Regions from separate parts of the Homo sapiens genome. Here region 1 is linked to region 2. Evidence: chromatin contacts called from ENCODE Hi-C data. All regions are on one chromosome and are shown on one strand. Each heading gives the region's core, a stretch centred on a gene start or an enhancer-like site at or near the end of the contact. The rest is flanking DNA. Distances are from core to core; before and after follow the strand shown. Region 1 has its middle 410 kb from the start of LINC00924. Region 2 has its middle 230 kb from the start of LINC00924.

What was found. Hi-C counts contacts between places; a loop is a spot of excess contacts on that map. Pooled maps may share reads with other maps.
Region 1: a loop to region 2 is called in a map of heart right ventricle, with 9 times the contacts of the local background. The contact joins two enhancer-like sites. A Hi-C loop is called at or near these places in 6 of 168 maps with a recorded cell type or tissue (GM11168, Right ventricle myocardium inferior, heart left ventricle and 1 more), 1 of 37 single-sample maps with no recorded cell type and 7 of 50 pooled maps.

The regions. Positions count from the first base shown.
Region 1 is chr15:95,839,580-95,845,652 of GRCh38, forward strand. No RefSeq gene overlaps it. Among named protein-coding and RNA genes, the nearest start is that of LINC00924, 410 kb to the left of the region's middle. Within about 2 kb of position 4,078, at least 5 of the 41 ENCODE cell types and tissues checked have a DNase peak (open chromatin) inside an H3K27ac peak, as active enhancers do; they include heart right ventricle, where a contact is called at or near this core.
Region 2 is chr15:95,654,986-95,661,426 of GRCh38, forward strand. No RefSeq gene overlaps it. Among named protein-coding and RNA genes, the nearest start is that of LINC00924, 230 kb to the left of the region's middle. Within about 2 kb of position 4,831, at least 2 of the 41 ENCODE cell types and tissues checked have a DNase peak (open chromatin) inside an H3K27ac peak, as active enhancers do; they include heart right ventricle, where a contact is called at or near this core.

The DNA.
Region 1 (6,073 bases), core at 2,828-5,327, 180 kb after region 2:
GAGAAACAACAACTAGCTCCCTAATTCAACTGAACTTTGTCTGCATAAAGTTGGCATCAAGGTGCATAGATAATCATAAGCTCTTAGCAGAAGTCTCTTGGTGCCAGCATCAGTGAAGAGAGGAACAAAACCAATCCAGCCACTCTTTTTCTGATGATGCATCTACACCCTTGGTTCTACTTGGTTTCTCTGCACAGAGGGAGTTCTTCCATCTTTGGATCTAAAAACAATATCTTTTCATTTTATCTGCAGCAATAGTCTAGCTCTCAGAGACAAAGTCAGTGAGAAACAAAGAAAGGCCCTCGCCACTCAATTCAGCTCCCAGTACAAAGACCAGAGTCACAGTGGTGTCCACAGCCCGCATCGGCATAAATACAGATGGACTGAAATACGCATTTTACCTAAAATAAAGGCTTTATACCATGCAAGCAAAAATAGAGGTGGTTTTTTTTCCCCCCAGAAAGTAAGACCTTCAACAAGCCAGAACACCACTGTTTATTTTAAAGAATTTTTAAACTCTGATTCAGACTATGGACGCCAGGCCAATTGCTGAATCCCACGGGGGCATCTGCATGCTGAAATCTCTGCCTGGAAAGTCAGTTTTTAATGGTGCTGTTACAAAACTATGTGTCCTCAAGTAGAACTACAAAAACTCCAAAGACATATTAATTCCAATTCCACGACACAGGCCTAAAGATAGAGTGGAGGAAGTGCTTGGTCATGTACACACATCAAATTCACTGGCCTTTCTAATACCTTCAGTGAGATTATACTCTTTAACATCTGTTTGTTTTCTTAACCACGTTCTCATTTGTTTTCCATGAGTACTTACGATTCAGGTCACTGTTAGAACTTAGGGAGTAAAACAGAAAGAAATAATCACTCAGATTTAAGTCTAGTTTGCCCATTTCACAGATAAAAAAACTGAGGAGGGGGTGCTAAATGGTTACCCAAGTTCAATTAAAAGAGCATGAACTAGAACTGAGGTCTCCCCAGAACCCAAATCATGAATTTTCCCAACTGCCTTGTTTCTTTTCAGGCAGAAGAGCTCAAAAGGAAAACACTGAGGGACCTTCTCACCTCTAGGTTCTGCAGGATAACCTGTGGTGGAGAGTTCTTCCTACGTGTTGAGTCAGAGCACAGGGAGTGAATGGGGTGGGGAAGAGAAAGAGGAGAAACAATTTCAATCACTTTGTGTTTGTGAGGAGAGCTACTCAGAGAGTTCCCCCTCTATTTTAGACATTGGTTGGCACTGAAAACCTGTGGAAGCATGGGCCCTCTGGGAAGAGTGGGCTAAAAGAAGCATCCAAAGACACAGAAAAGCATAGCAAATTTTCCAGTAGCTCATGCCGCAGCATCACATGCATATTCTTTTGAAGCACCCCTAACCTCTTCTCTTTCCTACACCTTCAAACTGGAGTTTCTGTCTGATCATATTCAGCTGTTTTTTCCTCTGCTACAAAGAAGCTCAGCACTTTCATGTCTGAGTTGCCAAGTGACACTCTATGTTTGAGAGCCCAGAAGAGGATGGAACTCAGGCCTTGAGAATAGGAAGGGGGCAGTTGACTAGGCAGAGGTAGATGGGCATAATTCGGTCCACGCTGCCGTCTCCCCAGAAAACAGACCTGAGATATGGAGACGGGGGTGGCATTCGGAGATAACTAGTAGGTTTTTGGAACAATCAGGTTCTACTTAAGGATAAATAAACATAAGTATATCCTACTCATAATGAATTCCAAAAGTAATAGACAATTGTTAAAACCCGCCTTCTTCAAATCATGAAGCATGTACCAGTAGGTCAAAATTATTGCCAGATAACCATTTAAAAGCAAGCCACGGTAAGTTCAAAATATATACTCCAAGTTCATGAAGAGATGCATCAGTTATGTATAGTATTCTCCTAAAAAGAAGGTTAAACTGATATGAATGGGAAGCCGGTCAGTACTTTCTCTACTTTCAAGAAATTTGTTTTCCCAAATTGCAACTATTCATTTTTCTGTGAAAAGATTCATAGAAAAAAAATCCAATCTCAACCATTTTCTCATCAAAGGAAACGTCTTTAAATCTTAGCCTCAAGAAATGATCTCTAGAATGAGATTGTAGCAGAGTTGTATACAATGGAGTTTTAAAAATACCTCGGATCAGTAACTTTATTTTTTTATTTATTTTTTTATTATACTTTAAGTTTTAGGGTACATGTGCACATTGTGCAGGTTAGTTACATATGTATACATGTGCCATGCTGGTGCGCTGCACCCACTAACTCGTCATCTAGCATTAGGTATATCTCCCAGTGCTATCCCTCCCTCCTCCCCCTACCCCACCACAGTCCCCACAGTGTGATATTCCCCTTCCTGTGTCCATGTGATCTCATTGTTCAATTCCCACCTATGAGTGAGAATATGTGGTGTTTGGTTTTTTGTTTTTGCGATAGTTTACTGAGAATGATGATTTCCAATTTCATCCATGTCCCTACAAAGGACATGAACTCATCATTTTTTATGGCTGCATGGTATTCCATGGTGTATTTTTTTGAGACAGAGTCTCACTCTGTTGCCCAGGCTGGAGTGCAGTGGCACAATCTCAGCTCACTACAACTTGTGCCTCCAGGGTTCAAGCAGTTCTCCTGCCTCAGCCTCCTGAGAAGCTGGGATTACAGGCGCACGCCAACAAGCCCGGCTAATTTTTGTGTTTTTAGTAGAGACAGGGTTTCCCTATGTTGGCCAGGCTGGTCTTGAACTCCTGAACTCAGGTGATCCACCCACCTTGGCCTCCCAAAGTGCTAGGCTTACAGGCATGAGCCACCGTGCCCGACCAGGATCAGTAACTTCTAAAGGATATGCTCAAATGACACAATGAGGTGCCCATCAGTAGAAGGAAGCTCCAACCTTGTCAGCTTGACAGGGGAATGAAAAAGAAAATTCCGCCAGTTGTTAAACCCAGCTAACGTGTGATTGATCTGAGTTCGGCTGTTGGTGGTTAAATAGAACTCCCCTCTGGCGTTTATGTCTCAGTTCTGACTTTGCTTCAGCCTGACCATGAGGGGTCTATAAGTATTTGAGCCTCCACATTTCCCTTGTTCTGCACCTAAGATACTTTTAGATTGCTCTTTAGAGCCTGAATGCTCTAAGCTCTTGGCGTCCACTTTGACCATGAAGAGCTCCGACTGCAGACAGATGCTTATGACTGGGGATGGCTCACATGTTATCTTCCAGATAGTCTCTCTAGAGAGAGAAAAGGCAGAATCAGAGTGGCGTTCTGCAGTCAGAGTAGTTAAGGGAGTTAAGGTGGCGTTCAGGCAGGGTGAGCCTCTGTGCAGCCGATCTAACTTGGTCATAACCCATCAAGCCCCAATGGTGAGTTCTGTGTTCAGTATTTCAAATTTTTCCTTCCCTGACACTGGAGGAAATAATACAAAAACTTGTTACCTATGCTGATGCCCAGCCAAATAATGAATAATTATAACAACAATCTCATGCAGCGGACCACACACCTGATCAATTCCTCCCTTCAGCACAAAGGATTCTTGAATTCTGGCATCTACTCCAGTGCTTGTTTTAAAGTCATATTACCAAAAAGCTCTCAGGGAAGCATTTTACTTTCTGGCTTTGTGATAAACAGAAAGATACCACAGTGGTTTTTAAAACTCTTTTAAATCATACAATTCTTCATGTTTTCAGTCTTCCTTCCTGTGTGCATTTTCTCCCTCTGGGGCCATTTCCAAAGAACTCGAGAAAACGAAAGAAACCACTGTGACCAAGCTGGAATGCATGAAAACCAAACCATCTCCCCAGAGAGGATAAGGAGCAGATCCCATGACTCTGCACTTGTCCTTCATCTACCCTTTTCCCTCAAGCCACATGTCCACTCCACACCCTCATCAGGATCCCAGCCCAGTCCACCCTTACTCCCCAACTAAAGGGAAGATAGTTCTTTCTCCTGGGGCCGTGATGTGAGGCCTGGGAGGAAATGTTGTCTTTTGGGAAATAGCAAAATTGTGTGACTACATTAAAGTCAACACTATTTATCTTCACCTCTTGTCCTATGGGCTGACAAAGGGACACCACTGTTGGGCCCAACCCCCGTGCACAGCTGCAATAGAAAGAAGGCAGGGACTGGTACTTTCAAGTGTCAGACCTTTTGTGCTGACTAGTTTATGAGGCTGATGTCAAGCACTGCAGTCAATGAAGTCTTTGTCCTAGGTGTACAGGGCAGGACAGTGGAAAAACTGTCCTCTCTCATATCCCAGGCCCATCCATCTTCCCTTCACCCTGTTTCTCAACTTTCCTATCTCTTAAGCTGACGGAGAGAGGATCCCTCCTGGGTTAATGTACTGGAAAATTGCTCTGCATGTATATGAGGAGGTCCTTTCCAAATGAAAGAAAAAAAGAAAGAAAAAAAAACTGGGAAGAAGAGTCGTTTTTCCCACTGAACTCGTTGGCCTTATGCTTGTGGGTCTGACCCTGATTAAGAAAATCTCAATGTCCTGCTAGGAGGTTTATTGTGAAGTTTGGCAGAACGCACTTCCGATTGAATTTTTTTTTATTATTTGTAATCAGAAAGTGGTTTTGAACAGCTCCCATCACCCACCCCACCACCAACTACCCTGACCTCAAGTGTGCACGTGTGCACACACATGAACACACACACACACACATCCAAGACCTTGCCTTTGAAGAGACTCCATATGCTTACATCCAATTCACCTTGGAATAATCTATTCTCCTCCATGGGGCTGGTTTCCCCAAGGCAATTGCATATAAATAGCAAACAGATTGTTTTCATGCAGTTACATGGAAAGTTAGACTGCATGAACTTTGTTATGCATGGAACCCAGAAGAGCGGGTGTTACGTGATATCACTCGATTATTTTTACTTTTTTTCTAGCTAAAAATAATATCCTCTATTTTCTAAGCTTCTTCCCCCACTCACAGGTTTTATTCCTCTATGGGAGGCCTTAGGTTAAAACAAAAAGTCATGCTAGTGGTTAAGGCATCAAGTATGTATGCTTCTGAAATAAAAGCTGGCAGTGGCACCAAGGGATTTTATAAAACCCAGCTGAGTCCTTCCAGAAACTTCCATGCAAAATTTATGGGAAATGGAAACACATAACCTGAGTAATTGTAACCAATGCAAAATGTGTGTTTTAGATGCCAGTAGACACACAAATGTTCTTCTGGGAAATAAAAAAAAGTAGTGGGGGTTTGGGGATTTGGGGGCAAGTGAGGATTGTTAATGGGTAAGAAAACAATAGAAAAGATGAATAAAACCTAGTATTTGATAGCACAACAGGGTAACTACAGTCAATAATAATTGTATATGTTATAAGTTAAAGAGTATAATTGGATTGCTTGTAACACAAAGGGTAAGTGCTTGAGGGGATGATACCCCATTTTTCATGATGTGGTTATTATTTACTGCATTCCTACATTAAAATATCTCATGTACCCCATACATATACACACCAACTATGTACTCACAAAATAATTTTTAAAAAAATAAAAAGAATTTAGCAGCTTAGTGCATTTTTTGTTGTTTCACCCCCATTTTCCAGTAACTACTTTATGATTTCATTAATTATTAATTTGGCCAGAGACATTGGAAATAGGGCATTTTACACATTTAAAATGTACTTATCTTTATTTATAAATCTGTTTATTTTCTCCTGTCTTTGGTGACAGGAGAAAATAAAACCTAAGACTTTTAAAGGATCATAAAGAGCATAAAAGTGACTCAAACAAAAAAAGGTCAATAAAAGAGTGAAATCAATGTTCACCGCTCAACCTCCCGTGGATGGTGAGTTCTGTCCTCGTGTTGAGTTTAGGACATCAATGACTGAGGCAAAACACCACATCAAGTTATAATCTCCTGACGACTGAATGATCAAATTGTCTCTCTTGTTAGGAAGTTTGTTACACAGTTACAACTGACTTTTTATTCTGTTGGCGATGTGAAAAGTTGACAAGTTTTTGTGAAATGACTCCATTCTACCACACAAAGCAGTTCCTGGGTTTGTTCTTCCTCTCTTAATCTTTCTCATTCTATACTTCTCACTAAGATTTTTCCCCATAGA
Region 2 (6,441 bases), core at 3,581-6,080:
AAATGGGAGAGCAAAGTAGATAATACAGAGAACAATTGTGGCCTCTGGAAATGAAACAGGGAAGAACAGAACTAACCTGTAATGGACAAAGGATTCCAATCATTATGGTTAAGGATTCTGAACTTGGCTAGGCCTCTGCCTGAATCAGGGAAGTGCTTGAATTAGGGTTGAGAAGCCCAGCCCGGTTGCTTATGAGAGTCTTTCATTGACATTTTTATTGTTATCCTCACCCATTTGATTATATTTCATGCAGAATGGTATGAGCTGAGAAACCTGGACCACATTTCTAAAATATAAATATCTACATGCAAAGCAAGTCTTCTTTATTTATCATAGAGATCTGCCTGGGAATCAAAATAAACAGTTATATAGTTTGCAGTGGGGCTAGGCTCAAGACTGTCCCCCTCCAGCAACGAAGAAAAACACTCTGGGGTCAGGCCAAACTCCTCTGGGGATCTTTTTCAGAGAATAACTAACTAGACAGACATACTTTCGTCTCAAAGTGTATTTCAGAATTACATGATGGTCCAAGTCAATTTTTAGGGATCTCAAGTTGATATAAATATACTGATGTTTGTGTTCTCAACCTAGCGTATGCAGAACATCAAGAGCTGGCTGTTTACCAAAGAAATAATTCAAATTGGTGGACAAAAAATTGGGAAAAGTGTCTCAGAATATGCAAAGCTATTAACCAAATCTGAGTGTGAAGCAAATAAAAGTCAATAAGTCTAAGGAATTTGAACAGATAGGAACAGCTAGTCACAACATTCTTTCAAAAGGCAAATTGAGTGAGGAACACACATACAATAGTTATTTTTAAAGTATGGAAAACAATGTTGTGCCCATTTGTGTTCCCTTACTTGTGGTTTTATGTATATGTTATCTTTATGTAAGTATCTCGTAAGCTCTTTGGAGACATAGACATGACTTATGCATCTTTCACAGTTCATGGCCACCAGTAAGTGAAGCAGCACTCAGAAGTGAGATGGACACTTAGAGGAATGTGTGGGGCATAAATGTGTATATGAGTTACACAAGAGAGTGAAATAAGGCTGAAGGGTGAGGGATGGTGGTCAATCATGAGAGACTCAAAGCATCTTTTTATATAATTTTCTCAGGTTGTAGTCCGAGGATAGAAGGTTTGGCATGTCAGAATGCTGAATGCATTGTTGTTTGTGTTCACTGTTCCTTAAATACTTGCCAATGGAGGTGTTTAATAATGATACAGGTAGCAGCCACGTGCAGTGGCTCATGCCTGTAATCCCAGCACTTTGAGAGGCCTAGGCAGATGGATCACCTGAGGTCAGGAGTTCAAGACCAGCCTGGTCAACATGGTGAAATCCCGTCTATACCAAAAATACAAAAATTAGCTGGGCATGTTGGTGGGCAACTGTAATCCCAGCTACTTGGGAGGCTGAGGCAGGAGAATCGCTTGAACCTGGGAGGTGGAGGTTGCAGTGAGCCAAGATCATGCCACTGCACTCCAGCCTGGCTAACAAGAGTGAAACTCCGTCTCAAAAAAAAAAAAATTATATGGGTAGCTTTTTCATGGGAATATGAAAAATATACTTGGTTATGAAGAACAGAGTAAGGGTACATATAGTTTGTTACATATTAGGGGCTCAATAACTAGTAATAAAGATAATCTACAGACTTGGAATACAGTGGGTCTATCATCTGCCAGAGAACATTTACACATTGTTCACAAGTTATCTCTGTTAGTCTTCACAATTATTAACCCCTGTCACAGATGAAGAAACTAACACACAGAGACTTGCCAAGGTCACATGGATCATTAAGGGTGGGGCTGGAATTCAAACCATGTCCAGTTCCAGAGTGTGGAACAGAATTCTATGTACAGCAGCATCTGCCTAGACTCTTTCAGCAGTCTTCTGAAACGTTAGCAGGCTTCAAACACAAACGATGAATAAATAATTTAGATTTAACAAAAGGCTAACATTCCAGTAACATTCAACAACACTACAAAGTTCATTTATTTAAAAAAAATTTAAAAATCTTATTTTCTCATCTGAAAACAGAAGCTCATGCCACCTTTTAAAATTTATCATGAGATGACTATAAATTTTGATTTCACATATGGTGAAATGTTGAATCTTTGAAAGAAATCCAGAAGCTTAGACTAACTTCCACGGTTTATAACAGTGAAAGGGAAGTTGAACTGTGGTTTAGTCATCCAGGTGATCTTAACTCGAAGGTGTAAAGAAAACACATCATTCAAACTCACAATGCATGAATTAACATCTCTCTGTCACCAACCTCTTTTTTCCTTATTCATTGGGTCAAGGGCCCCATGGCCTCTCCTTTCTTCTCAGGGGAACAATGAAAAATACTTTTTTTGAAACATGGCTCCTAAGCTGCTAGTACCTGTATTTTGTCTCAATCAAAATGCGTTTGTTCAAAAAACAAATTTCTGTTTGTTCAGAAAATATTTCTTTAAGAAGTTGAGAATAATTTTGGTGTTCACCAGTTAAGAATATAAACTTGGTCAGGAGAAAACTGACCATGTAATTTATGGTCCAAACCTAGATTCTTTTGAGAATGAAAGGGGATGCTAATAAGAATGACACTGTCACAACAGGCATAAACCTGTTGCAGGAAAGGGAAAGCTATAAGTCTTATGGGCCAAATTAGGAATTATTATCTTTATCTTCAGAACAATTGAAAGCCACTAAAATTTTTAAGTAAAGTAAAATAATCAAACACGTGTTTGAAAATATAGAACACAGACATCCCTAATGTGTGGAGAAGAGATATGAGAGGCCAAGAGTAACTACAGATTAAAACAGGTAGGCCATGAGATATGATGATAGCCAAGACTACAGGGGATAATGGAAATGGGTGAAAGAGTTAAGATCTGAGGGATCCATTGAGAATATCAATCCAGTGAACACAGAGATGTTTGGATGGGGCTCATGGATGAGGAGGAGAGATGATTCAAGGACCACTTTTTTATGATTTACCTAATTAGGTTGGATAATAATGCCATTCATTGAGTGCCAAGTGTTCAAGAGTGACAGAGGGCTAAGATGGTGGGTGGGAATCTGCAAGATTGGCTCCTTCACTTTCTTCAGTTCTTTATGCAAATAGCACCTTCTTAGGAAGCTTCTCCCAAGCACCCTTTGAAAATATTACCACTTCCTGCACCCTTTCTCACCCCCTTCCAATACCCCCTACCCACATTCCCTATCATCTTGCTGTGTATACATACATAGATATTTACTTAAAAGTTATCTTTCTTATACTCCTCACTAGAATATAAATTCCGTTAGGAAGAGTTTTATTGTCATTCCTATCGGAATCCAAGATTCTTTGAACTGCACCTCTACCTATAGTAGGAGCCTGGTAAATATTTATTAAAATGAAAAAAATGTGGAGTGAATCAATAATCAACTAAAATACACCCTATTACCATGTCAGACATTTCAAGAATTTGTGTAACACAGCTTTATGTTACAAAAAAAAACAAAAAAAAAACTGTTTAGTATTTCCAGATTGTGGGTTGGGCAGGGGACGGTGTTATAAATCAAACTTTCTCTGAGGGACCAGTTTCATGCTACCCGTGCAGTATGGCTAAGAACAGAAGTTGGATTCTCTTGGCCACTTGGTTCTCCTGGTTCTGTGCACTTTGCCTACCTGACTCATGTCTGGACATTGATCTTGTATCACCACCCCTGTCCTGTGCTAGGTCTCTAGTGACCACCATCCACAAATGTAATTTGGATGTGCAGCACACAGTAGACATCCTCTAGAGACATACCTTAACCCAACAGGAGCAGAAGGAGGGAAAAGAGAGAGAGAGAACACAGGAACCATGGCTACTGAAGAGTTCGAGATTGAAAGAGGGAAGAGAGGATGACAACCAAAAGAGTGAAAGCAACTCTGTCTCCTGGATTTTCCTCCAGGGAGTGTTACATACCCCTGTGGTCTCTGTGAGTCTCTATAAAACCCAACAAGAGTCTCCCCTGGGTAGGTTTTCTCCATGTGACTTCCTCTCTAGGTATTTTTAGCTACTCCACTTCTTTGGCAGAAATATTTTAAAAATTGGGACACCAGAGTTCAATCTGCTTATTCATTTATTTATAATTTCAGAAGTATTTATGTAGCCCATACCATATAGTACCGGTATGATTGGCGTGGTGGATTCACCAGTGAAAAAGCTGGATGTGATGCTGTGGCCTTAGAATTTATAGAGGTTTACAAATGACCCATAAGGAAGATGCCATCCTTTTGGGCAAGACCCAAATACTCCTTGCCTGATTGTCCCTTCACAGCCTGGCCTCCTGACTTTAAAGCAAAGAAGAAAGTTTCCCCCATTCCTCCCTGCTTTTTCAGGGACACCTTTTCCTCTCTGTCTAGACAAAGCATCTGCCCATTAAGAATATGGATGTTTCACACATACCCAAATTATTCGGGACAGTGGCCAAGCCAGAACATCATTTGTGAACTTGCTTGAAAGGGCATAAACCCTTTTAAGCTGCTTAGGATATTATCTCTTTCTCTTAAGTGGTAACCAGGTGACCTGAAAAGGCACATTGAGCTTCCAAAAGGTGCTTAACAAAGAATGAGGAAAGTACTTTGGCCCTTAGAAACTCTGGATCATTAAATAATACTTGCCTTAAATGCATCAATAAAACATTGTACATTAAGGTTTGGCAATCAGAGGGCTGAGCCCAAAGACGGCTTCTTAAATTCCTTTTAAAGGAATTGGAACAGAGATTTACTTTGCTCATCTTCCTATCACAGGGGGTGATCTCCCCGAAGACTTTATTAGCAGCGCACTTCTGCCAAAAGTGCTCACTGCCCTTGCTCTCCTCCCTGAGAACCAATGTCCCGTGAGAAAGCACGTTCCCACTGCTCCGCTGTGGGAAACACCAGGAGAAGGACTTTTCCCAAATCTGTGCGAATTGAGCAACTGGAAGCGACACTCACAAGCTTCCTTGTTTATGTTATTCTCTGTAAAAACACTGAAAACCCAAAACAAGTCGGAAGCGTGTTGGCACTGAATTATGTCAGCGCAAACATTCAATTCAAAAGAATGGCTGGATTTATTTTAATAGCTGAGAAACCTGGAGGCATGTGCAGTCTATTCTGCCTGTCAATTTATGATCTTTAAACACATTTTTTTAATTGACTGGTCCTTAAATACATCCCACCTCATCTTGTTCGAGCCAAGTTTTACAGATGCCATGTTAAAAATCAATTCAAAGAGCAGCCATAAACTCAAATGCTTCCTCCTTGAAATGTATATGGCAGAATGCAATTTTGTTTAATTTTAATTGACAGAGATGTCAGCTTAAGAGAATATTTTAGAATATTAGTAGGAACAGTAAACTTGTGCCTTGACACTTTTATGGTATAATGGTATAATTCCCTGAAAAAAAAATCACCACTGTCAGGATTTACACTAAAGCAATACATGGGTTACTCCCCTCCCCCCTGCCCTCCCTCCTGCCCCCCACCACTCAGTAAAGGAGTGACAAATGTATTACTAATTACACAATTGCTTTATTATGTGGAGCTGTAACTAAAATCTTTTCTGGATTTTCCAGCAAAATTGAGCTTCTTCCGAAACAATTAATTCTAGCAAATGGACTTGGGTAGAAAAAATTGATTCCAGCTGAAAGAAAGACTAGCTCCTTCCTCCCCTTAGTTGGAGAGTCAGGTGTGGGTGACACAGACACTACTTAGGACGGACTTCCAAGACTGACCACATACAGAATTTTTTCAAGGTAGAAGATTTTCAACTAGAGATGTGAGAAGCCAAACAATGATTTCTTTTAACTTTAGATAGACACATAGACAAGAATTCTTGGCTGTAAGTCCCAAAATGTTAGAAACTAGGATTAATTGGGGCTTTTAAAGCTTTATCCTAGGGCACATGCCTCTTTTAGGACTTCCATAGCACCCAGAGTATATGTCAGCCTTAGAACTTAATACATTCTGTTAAAATAATGTCTTATCAATGTGTGTTACCCATTAGTGCACAATGAGATGTCTTAATTAACTTTGTATCCACAATGTCTTGGGCAAGTCTTGGCACTCAGGAGAAGTGTACTGAACTGAAGTAGGACTCTTCATTCAGCTAATGTAAGCCAAGTGATGGCATCTCTGCTGCTTTTGGATGGAACAAAGAATGCCACTTTTTCAAAAACAGGTTCATGTAGCCCCAGGAATAACCCTTGGTCCAAAAAAAAAAAAAAATAGCCATGCTAGAGCATGGGATATTATCAGTCAGTCAGCATCTCATGATTTCTAAGGACTAAGAAGGTGTCTAACACAAAGCAAAATGTCATCAAACATAGCAAACATAGCAAGATACTAATGCAGGACATCTTTTGGACATTGACCAAGGCAAAAGAAACTTGGAAAAATGGCATACTTTCATCTGAGACATTTAGTCTTAGTCACCCAATTGAAATC